Linked DNA regions of Homo sapiens: region 2 is linked to region 1. A link is an interaction called in ENCODE POLR2A ChIA-PET data of the cell type or tissue named here. Cell type or tissue: CD4-positive, alpha-beta T cell. All regions are shown on one strand. Each heading gives the region's core, and the rest is flanking DNA. Links, peaks and the distances in the headings are about the cores only.

Region 1 (4,389 bases), core at 284-4,283:
CCAAGACTATTTTAGTTGATAGATGAAACCTTCCTTTTACCTGAACAAACTTTTTCGGAAGTTTAGGAGCCAGCTTTGTTCATCCTTTGGTGATAGGTGGTGGTTTGTATGTGTTTGTAGACAAAACTTTCCTTGGCGGGGATTTGCCCCTTTTTTCGTTGTTTCTTCTTCCTTTGAAGATCTCTGTTTAACAAAGATTTTTTTTTTGGCTCACAGTGTTCCTGTAATAGAATTCCTTCAAGAGTTCTAATACTAGTTTTGTTTTGTTTTGATGGCAGCAGGTTTTGAGAGTGAGCTTTTGACTTCATAAGAAGACTAAAACAACAGTCTTAGAGTACAGTTAAGTCCATTTGTTACCAGAAAATCAGACAGACAGCTAGGTCTGTCCTCATCAGGACCAAGTAATACTGGATTTTTTTTTTTCATTAAATGTTCACTATTTTTCTTTGTATGAAATTGAGGCCAGGTATAGTGACTCACACCTGTAATCCCAGCACTTTGGGAGGTCGAGGTGGGAGGGTTGCTTGAGTCCAGGAGTTTGAGACTGGCCTGGGCAACACAGTGAGACTCCGTCTCTTAAAAGAAGAAAGAAAAAAGAAATTGAATATGTGGTGATTACTACCCGTTTCATTTACTTTTTTACTTATTAACGTAGTGACTGTTTAAAAAAAGTTACGCATTGATCTTCCTGTTCCTTCCCCACCAAAAATAAAAGCAAAAACAACAAGCCACCCCTCAAATGAAACAAAATTAAGCCTGTTCTTTATCTATATTACTACTTAGCACATTTGACCTATTTTTTTAAAACCTCTGTTATTTTGAAAGTAAATTTTGGCTCTGTTGACCTTGCGGTTAGAAAAGTTGTTCTTCTGCTTAAATGAAATGATCAGTTGTTTGTAGATTACCAAATATAAAAGCTCTTCAGAACCGCTAATGATAAGTTGCTTTGGCTTCATAGAGGAACGCCATGGTTTGTGGTGGTAAATTGTTACAGAGCAAATGTCAGTACCAGAGGCGGTCATGGATCACCACGTGGAAGCAGGTTGTTCCCACATGAGATTGGTAGCGAGCCGGTGCTGCATCTGTCTCCTTTCCCACTGCATCCTGGGTGCCTGGAGCCTCACAGGGTTGACCCGTGTTGGGGGTGGGGATGGTTGTAGAAGCCTCTTTATTTTTACTTGTGATAGATTCTGGCACTGATTAGAATGTTTATTCAGTAGTTTTTTTCCTATCCGCCTGAGTTTTCATAGCTCAGTATAGGATAACATGGGCTTCGGATTTTGTCAACCAATCAATTATATAGTAGCTCTTTTGTTTTGTTTTTAAAATTTATTTCTATTTATGTATTTATTTATTTATTTTGAGAGAGGCCCTTGCTGTGTTACCCAGGCTGGAGTGCAGTGGCATGATCATAGCTCACTGCAACCATGAACACCTGGGCCCAAGTGATCCTCCTGCCTTGGCCGTCTGAAGTGTTAGGATTACAGTGTGAGCCACCAGACCTGACCTTTGTTTTGTTTTAGTAGCTACCTCTTGACTAGAAAAATAGTTTAATCTTGGCCTCCTTAAAACCTTTTCATTGATATTTTTTACTCTGCTAGAACAGTTCAGTTTTTGCATGTCTTCAAGTGAACATGCTTTAGTATTAATTCCATGGAAGCCATTTCTGTAGAATAGGCTAGTGTCCAGTTTTGTCCAGTTTTCCTTTTGGAGCAGTGTCTCAGGCACAGAAATAGTCTGGGCTTGGTGGACCCCACCCCAAAGTGTCACTTCTTTTCCTCTGGCCTTGCTCTCCATGCCCGCCTTTCTCTTCTGATGTTTTAATGATACCCTCCCTGCTCGGTGATTTGTGTTCAGGAAGCTAGGCAGTGATTACTTTTGTTTCTGCTTTGTGAACTTCCTCCCCCACTTCCTATTTTTACCGCAGTTGCACAGGAAATGAGGCGGCTCCTGGCTGGCTGCTGCTAAGCAGTGATTTTAGGTGGCAGAGGACAAGGCCTCAGGGCCTGAGCCATTTAAGGCATTTTCCACCTTAATCTTTTCACTACCTTCTTCCTCTAGGAGTCATAGGAACATGATTTTGTGATTGGGTTGAGGTGACATCATGTCCTCAGCCTTGTGGGTGGAGACAGGGGTTGCTGTTTAGTTGGAGGACAGCACTTTTGTGAAGGAAGTGAGGGCTTTTTTCAGCAGTAACAATGTGGGTGGAATGTCGTGGCCCTGTGGCCTCTGCAGCTTGAGGGAAGGTTAAGTTGAAGGGACAGGCCCTGTTGCAGGTAAGGATAGGGAGGTGGATTCTGGTTACTCTCTAGAGGGCCTTGACTGGCAGCTTGAAGTGAGCTGAGGAGCCTAGTCTGCTCTCTCAGATCTTTGAGGGGGGCCTCAGCCTCTATGGCACCCTCCTTCCTCTGAACCCATGGCATTTGTTTTCTAAACGACTTATTTAGCATTTATCAGTCTCTTTTTTGATGATGCCTCTTCTTAGCTTATGGACCCGTTATAGCTTAATTTATGGAGAAAGTTTGTATCATCTCCCCAGAAAGAAGTAACTTGTTATACATTAGTTAACTTGAATATGGAAGGTGCTCAAAGCATTAGTTTATCGGAGATTCTTAAGAGCTGCACTGTTGACATTTTGGGGTAGATAATTCTTTGTAGGGGCTGTCTTGTGCATTATGGGATGTTCAGCAGCACTTCTGGCCTCTACCCACTGGATGCTACCCACTAGCACTTGCCCAGGGTGACAACCAAAACATCTCTAGACATTGCCAGATGTTGGTAGGGCAGAGAAGGACACAAAATTATACTTTTCCCCACTTGTTGAGAACCACTGTGTTAAAGAATTGAATTACTAATTACTAACTTATAAAATGGAATAAAGTAGAATGTTTGGTTCCCTGGGATTAAAGCCATTTGTTAGTTTCTATTTTCATATCTGACATTCTCATAATTCTTAGTTTGCTACTTAGAGTATGCTGTGCTCTATCAGCTTCAGCTAGTGTTCAGGTATACCTTCTGTGCACTTTCTTTTTTTTTTTTTTTTTTTTTTAGATGAAGTCTCACTCTGTTGCCCAGGCTAGAGTGCTGTGGCGTGATCTTGGCTCACTGCAACCTCTGTCTCCCGGGTTCAAGCGATTCTCCTGTCTCAGCCTCCCTAGTAGCTGGGACTACAGGTGTGTGCCACCACACCCAACTAACTTTTTGTATTTTTAGTAGAGACAGGGTTTCACCATGTTGGCCAGGCTGGTCTCGATCTCCTGACCTCGTCATCCACCCGCCTCGGCCTTCCAGAGTGCTGGGATTACAGGTGTGAGCCACCACGCCCGGCCCCTTCTGTGCACTTTCATTGAAAGAACTAGGAGCTGGGCGCGGTGGCTCATGTCTGTAGTACCAGCATTTTGGGAGCCGAGGCAGAAGGATTGCTTGAGCCCAGGAGTTTGAGACCAGCCTGGGCAATGTAGAGAGACCCCATCTCTACAAAAAATCAAAAAATAAAAATTAGCTGAGCTACTTAGGAGGCTGAGGTGGGAGGTTCACTTGAGGGAGGTCAAAGCTGCAGTGAGCTATGATCGTGCCACTGTGCTCTAGCCTGGGGCATGGAGCAAGTCTCAAAAACAAAAACAAAAACAAAAACAAAAAAACTAGGGCCTGAGCCTTTGGCAGGCTGGCTTCTTGTCCTCATAGAAGGCATTCTGTCAGCTTCTGTGCCTTGATATTGCTTGCTCTGGAAGTCAATTTCCTTGGAAGCTGAGTAGTGCAAGGGTAAGGAGGAAATGAGAAACATTTAGGATATAATAATAATAGGTAACATTTATGGAGCAGTTGCTGTAGAAGAGGCACTGTGGTGAACAGGATTGACAGGATTGAAAGGACAGGCTAGACAACAGGACGGGGACCATCTGGAATAACACCTTAAGTTTGGGTTAAAAGTTGGTTGTGCCTTTGACCAAGCAAGGCAGTAAATATAGCAGGAGGAGTGGGAAATAGAAAGGTGACAGGGTAAAACTTTTTTTGAAACATAGTCTTGCTCTGTTGCCCAGGCTGGAGTGCAGTGATGCAATCTTGGCTCACTGCAACATCTGCCTCCTGGGTTCAAGTGATTCCCAGATAGCTGGGATCACAGGCGCCCACCACCATGCCCGGCTAATTTTTGTATTTTTAGTAGAGACAGGGTTTTGCCATGTTGGTCAGGCTGGTCTCAAACTCCTGACCTCAGGTAATCCACCCACCTTGGCCTCCCAAAGTGCTGGGATTACAGGCGTGAGCTACCGTGCCCTGGCCATGAAAGGGTAAAACTTGAAGACCCTGCAGAGATGTCTCCTGGGTCTGGTCCTTGGAGAGGGAGGTCTTGACTGGAGAGTTGAATTTGGGAATCATCAGCAGTGATAC
Region 2 (4,389 bases), core at 108-4,107, 78 kb before region 1:
AGCATAAGTCTCTGTGGCTTGTAGTGGTCTGTTTTTTGTTTGTTTGTTTTGTTTTTTTCTGGAAATACAGTGAAAGCTTTTGATGAAATTTAGGCCTTCATGTTAAGACATTTCTATTCTGTTATATCTTTAATTATATTTTTCTTATTCTTTTGTCTATCTCAGGGGCAGCAGTTAACTGTTGGATCTTCATAACTATCATCTTCTCTCTAACCTTTTTAATGCTGTAGTACTTTTTCATGACATCTTGTTTACCTTTTCTCAAAATTATTCTCTTCTAGTGATTTGGTTTTGCTGCATTGACTGTTGTTGCATTTATTAGTTATGCTGTTTTATTTATCTTGTGTAATTTTCTTTCCTTAATTCTGCATGCTACCCTTTCAATGTTGTTTTGATCATAAAAGTCTATGCTATCTGTTTTTCTTGTGAATGTCGAAGCAGTTGTTTCAGAAAATTTCTTCTATTTTCTGTGATAAATACTAATACTGAATGTATTTCATCTACCTTTTGAAGACTGTGTCCTATCAGGGCAAACTGCTGGTAATGGAAAAAAAAACAAAATAAGTAAATGAAGACCGTGTCCTCTTTGATTCTTCTCTTCTTCTTTACTGCCTTTTTTCTTTATTTTGATACACCTTTTTCTTTCCTTCCATCATTGCCTCCCTCCTTTCCCTCTTTTCTTCCCTTCTTTCCATCTTTCCTGTAAAATTTTTCTTGATTCCCTGATTTTTCTACTCTTTTTTTCTTTAGTAGGTCCTTTCAGTACCTGCTGCTTGCCAAAACGTGAAATGCAGATTCTCTTTTTACTTGACTCTGAATTCACCTGGCTAAGCTCTGTTAGGCCTTAGGAAGCTTAATAGAGCTTCTCTAATTTTGTAGAAGAAGGGCCTTTGACTTTTTCCCTCTCTGCTTCAGGATGATCTCATCTGCTACTTTGGAAGCATGAGACTTTATTTGTTTTGATGGTACTGAGGTTAGGGGTGAGATTGATTTATTTGTAATTAGTCCTTTCTCCTCCTTATCCTTCCTTTTGGATAAAGGTAAAAATATAAAATCCTCCTGCCTGCTAAAGTACTGTTTGGCCATCAGAGAAAGGGAGCTTCAGGTAGGGCATTCCGCAGTCCCTGTCCCCATCTTAGCAAGTTGAAGATGCTAGTCAAAATTTCTCTGGGGGGCAGGAGAGGGCAGAGGATACTTACGTATGGATTCTGGGGTTGGTCTTTCAGTTTCAACTAACTCATTCTGTACCTGAATGATACTATTTAATAAAATTTCGTGGTATGAGTTTGAGAACTTGTCATGATTTTAGGGATATTTTAACTTCCTTTTTGTTTCTTTCCTTTAGTTTTAGGGAAGGATCTTCTGCCAAACTACCTGTGCCACTGTCTTTCCTGGAAGTCTCATAAGTACTAGAAAGAACTTTTAGAATAAGAGTGTAGGACATTATTTACACTGAAATAACATTCTTTTTGTTGTTTTTTTTTTTTTTTTTTTTTTTGGAGTCAGATTGTCATTCTGTCACCCAGGCTGGAGTGCAGGAGCGCCATCTTGGCTCACTGCAACTTCTGCCTCTTGAGTTCAGCCAATCCTCCCGCCTCAGCCACCTGAGCAGCTAGGACTACAGGTGCATGCCAACATGCCCAGCTAATGATTTTTTGTATTTTTAGTAGAGATGGGGTTTCACCATTTTGTTGAGGCCGGTGTCAAACTCCTGACCTCAAGTGATCTGCCCACCTTGGCCTCCCAAAGTGCTGGGATTGCAGGCATGAGGCGCTGCATCAGTTCTGCAAAAAAAAAAAAAAAAAAAAAAAAAAAAAAAAAAAGCGTATGCATTAAAAATACTAAGGGGGCCAGGCGCGGTAGCTCACGCCTGTGATGCCAGCACTTTGGGAAGCCGAAGCGGATGGATCACTTGAGGTCAGGAGTTCTAGACCAGTCTGGCCAACATAGTGAAACCCCATCTCCGCTAAAAAAAAATACAAAAATTAGCTGCGCATGGTGGCACACGCCTGTAATCCCAGCTGCTCAGGAGGCTGAGGCAGGAGAGTCGCTTGAACCCAAGAGGCAGAGGTTACAGTGAGCCAAGATTGCGTCACTGCACTCCAGCTGGGGCAACAGAATGAAACTCCATCTCAAAAAAAAAGAAAAAAAATAGAAATGTTAAGGGGTTTACTTCCTTTAGGGTACTCTTTAAATGAAATATGATGTTTCATATTCTCTATTTGGAACTTCTGTATGGATGCAGACATTTTCAGAAATCTCCCAGGACAATGAACCTGAAACTTATGTATTTATAAGAAACTTGGGGATTTGGTTATTTTATTTACTTATTTTGAAATAGGGTCTTGCTGTGTCACCCAGGCTGCAGTGCAGCCACGCTTCAGTACAGCCTCAATCTCCCAGGCTCAAGCGATCCTCATACCTCAGCCTCCTTATAGCTGGGACTACAGGCATGCACTACCACACCTGGCTAATTTTTAAAAATGTTTATTTTTTTGTAGAGACAGAACATCACTGTGTTGCTAGGGCTGGTCTCAAACTCCTGGGCTCAAGCAGTCCTCCCACCTTGGCCTCCCATAGTGCTGGGATTACAGGCATGAGCCACTGTGCCTAGCCAGAAATTGGCTTAAAATGCAGATTTTTGGACCCTGTCCCCAGCAAAAAGATTCGGTAGAAATCTTTATTCGTAGCCAGTTTACTGTGTTGCAGGTGGTCCCCAGTTTAACTTTGAGTAATGCTGTCTTCATTGTTAAAATAATCAGATTTAATTATATGGTAGATATTTTAGGTAACTAGGGTATTTCAAGCTGTCCCATGGGGCTGAGTAGCTGGCAGCTGCTTGACTTGGCTTCTAGAGGACTTACTGCTCAGCAAGGTAAATGTTATTAATACCTTCATTGCTCTCTGTGTCCCAAAGGTCAATACCCAAACTTTGAGATTTTGTAGACTGGAGGAATCTTTGTCTCCCACTCCTTCCCCAAGAAAGACATGGGTTGCTAATTTTTATTTTGTCGAATGAGGACATTAAAAATAAGTTAACCGTGAGCCAGGCACAGTGGCTTAGGCCTTTCATCCCAGCACATTGAGAGGCTAAAGCAGGAAGATCACTTGAGGCCAGGAGTTCAAGACCAGCCTGTGCAAAATAGCAAGACCTCATCTCTACTAAAAAATAAAAAAAGTTAGCTGGGCTTAGTGGCACATGCCTGTGGTCCCAGCTACGTGGGAGGTTGAGATAGAAGGATCGCCTGAGCCCGGGAAGCTGAGGCTGCAGGAAGCCATGACCACACCACTGCACTCCAGCCTAGGGGACAGAGACCCAGTCTCATCAATAAATAAATAATGAAAGGACATTTTAACACCCCACTACAACCACTAAAGATACAAATAAATAAAAATATAAGAGGAACACAACCTCATAATACAGATAGTCTTTTATATTGCATATATTTAACTTCGGGCAAAAGCCACTCTATTTTCCTCTTTAAAAAAACTTTTTTAGCTATAGATTAATGAATACTTTCTCAGACATTTCAGAACTACTGCTTAGTACTTGAAATACAACATTTAGAATCTGGGGTACTACCTGAATGTGATGAGTAGTCACACATCTCATATCCTTTGTTTTCTTGCCAGTTCGATCCTTTGGTACAGAAGACAGACCGACAGATCGTCCAATACCACCTCGAGATGAAGTCTTTGAATACATTATATTCCGTGGGAGTGACATTAAAGACCTTACTGTTTGTGAGCCACCAAAACCACAGTGTTCTTTGCCTCAAGACCCAGCTATTGTTCAGGTAACTGATGGTAAATTTGTCTTGGAGTACAGGTAAACTCCGCACAGGGTTAGCCTTGGCTTTTTTCTCTCTAGTTGAATGTTCATGTAGCTTATCATTTCCAAGTTACTGGGATACCTGAAATTACTGGATAATGTTCTCATCTAGGTTTTTCTCTTTGTATCATAAATTAGAACTAAGGTAAGAAACAGCTGAGGAATTTATTATGAAATATTTTCTAATTTCAACAACAATTACCATAGCTAACATTGAAGGCTACTCTGTAGAAGTGCTGTGCATATAAGATACCCTCTGAGGTTGGTACTATAATTATTCTCACTTTTAACAAGTGAGGAAGTTCAGATGGAGCCACAATTTGAACAGATCCAGGCAGCCTGCTTCAGAATCTAGGATCCGTGCTACCATGCTATTGAGATATGGTTTATATTGCAAACCAAGGCAATAACAGCTACTCTTAGGTAAGATTATTAGGCTTAATGGGGAAAAAAAAGCAAAATCACATTGTTCTGCATATGTTATAATATGCAGTGTTGGTTTTTGTTTTGTTTTTCTTTTTCTTTTTTTTTTTTTTTGACAGAGTCGTTGGAGTACA

What was found. Peaks named below come from ENCODE experiments on the same cell type or tissue, not always from the same donor. Only the 100,000 strongest peaks of a DNase experiment are listed, where the experiment ranks them.
Region 2: POLR2A ChIA-PET joins it to region 1 with 6 read pairs; 10 of 35 experiments call an interaction of 5 or more read pairs at or near these places.

What each region holds. Positions count from the first base shown.
Region 1 is chr19:34,268,219-34,272,607 of GRCh38, forward strand. The region is part of intron 1 of GARRE1 (granule associated Rac and RHOG effector 1); the gene reads left to right. Among named protein-coding and RNA genes, the nearest start is that of GARRE1, 16 kb to the left of the region's middle. RefSeq lists an enhancer at 1,898-2,598. In CD4-positive, alpha-beta T cell, for the core only: no CTCF peak of the experiment used is centred there; a DNase peak (open chromatin) is centred at 1,993; H3K4me3 peaks cover 1,528 bases; H3K27ac peaks cover 3,962 bases.
Region 2 is chr19:34,190,845-34,195,233 of GRCh38, forward strand. It overlaps LSM14A (LSM14A mRNA processing body assembly factor), which reads left to right. Exons shown (of 10, transcript NM_015578.4): 2 at 3,634-3,797. Among named protein-coding and RNA genes, the nearest start is that of LSM14A, 21 kb to the left of the region's middle. In CD4-positive, alpha-beta T cell, for the core only: no CTCF peak of the experiment used is centred there; no DNase peak of the experiment used is centred there.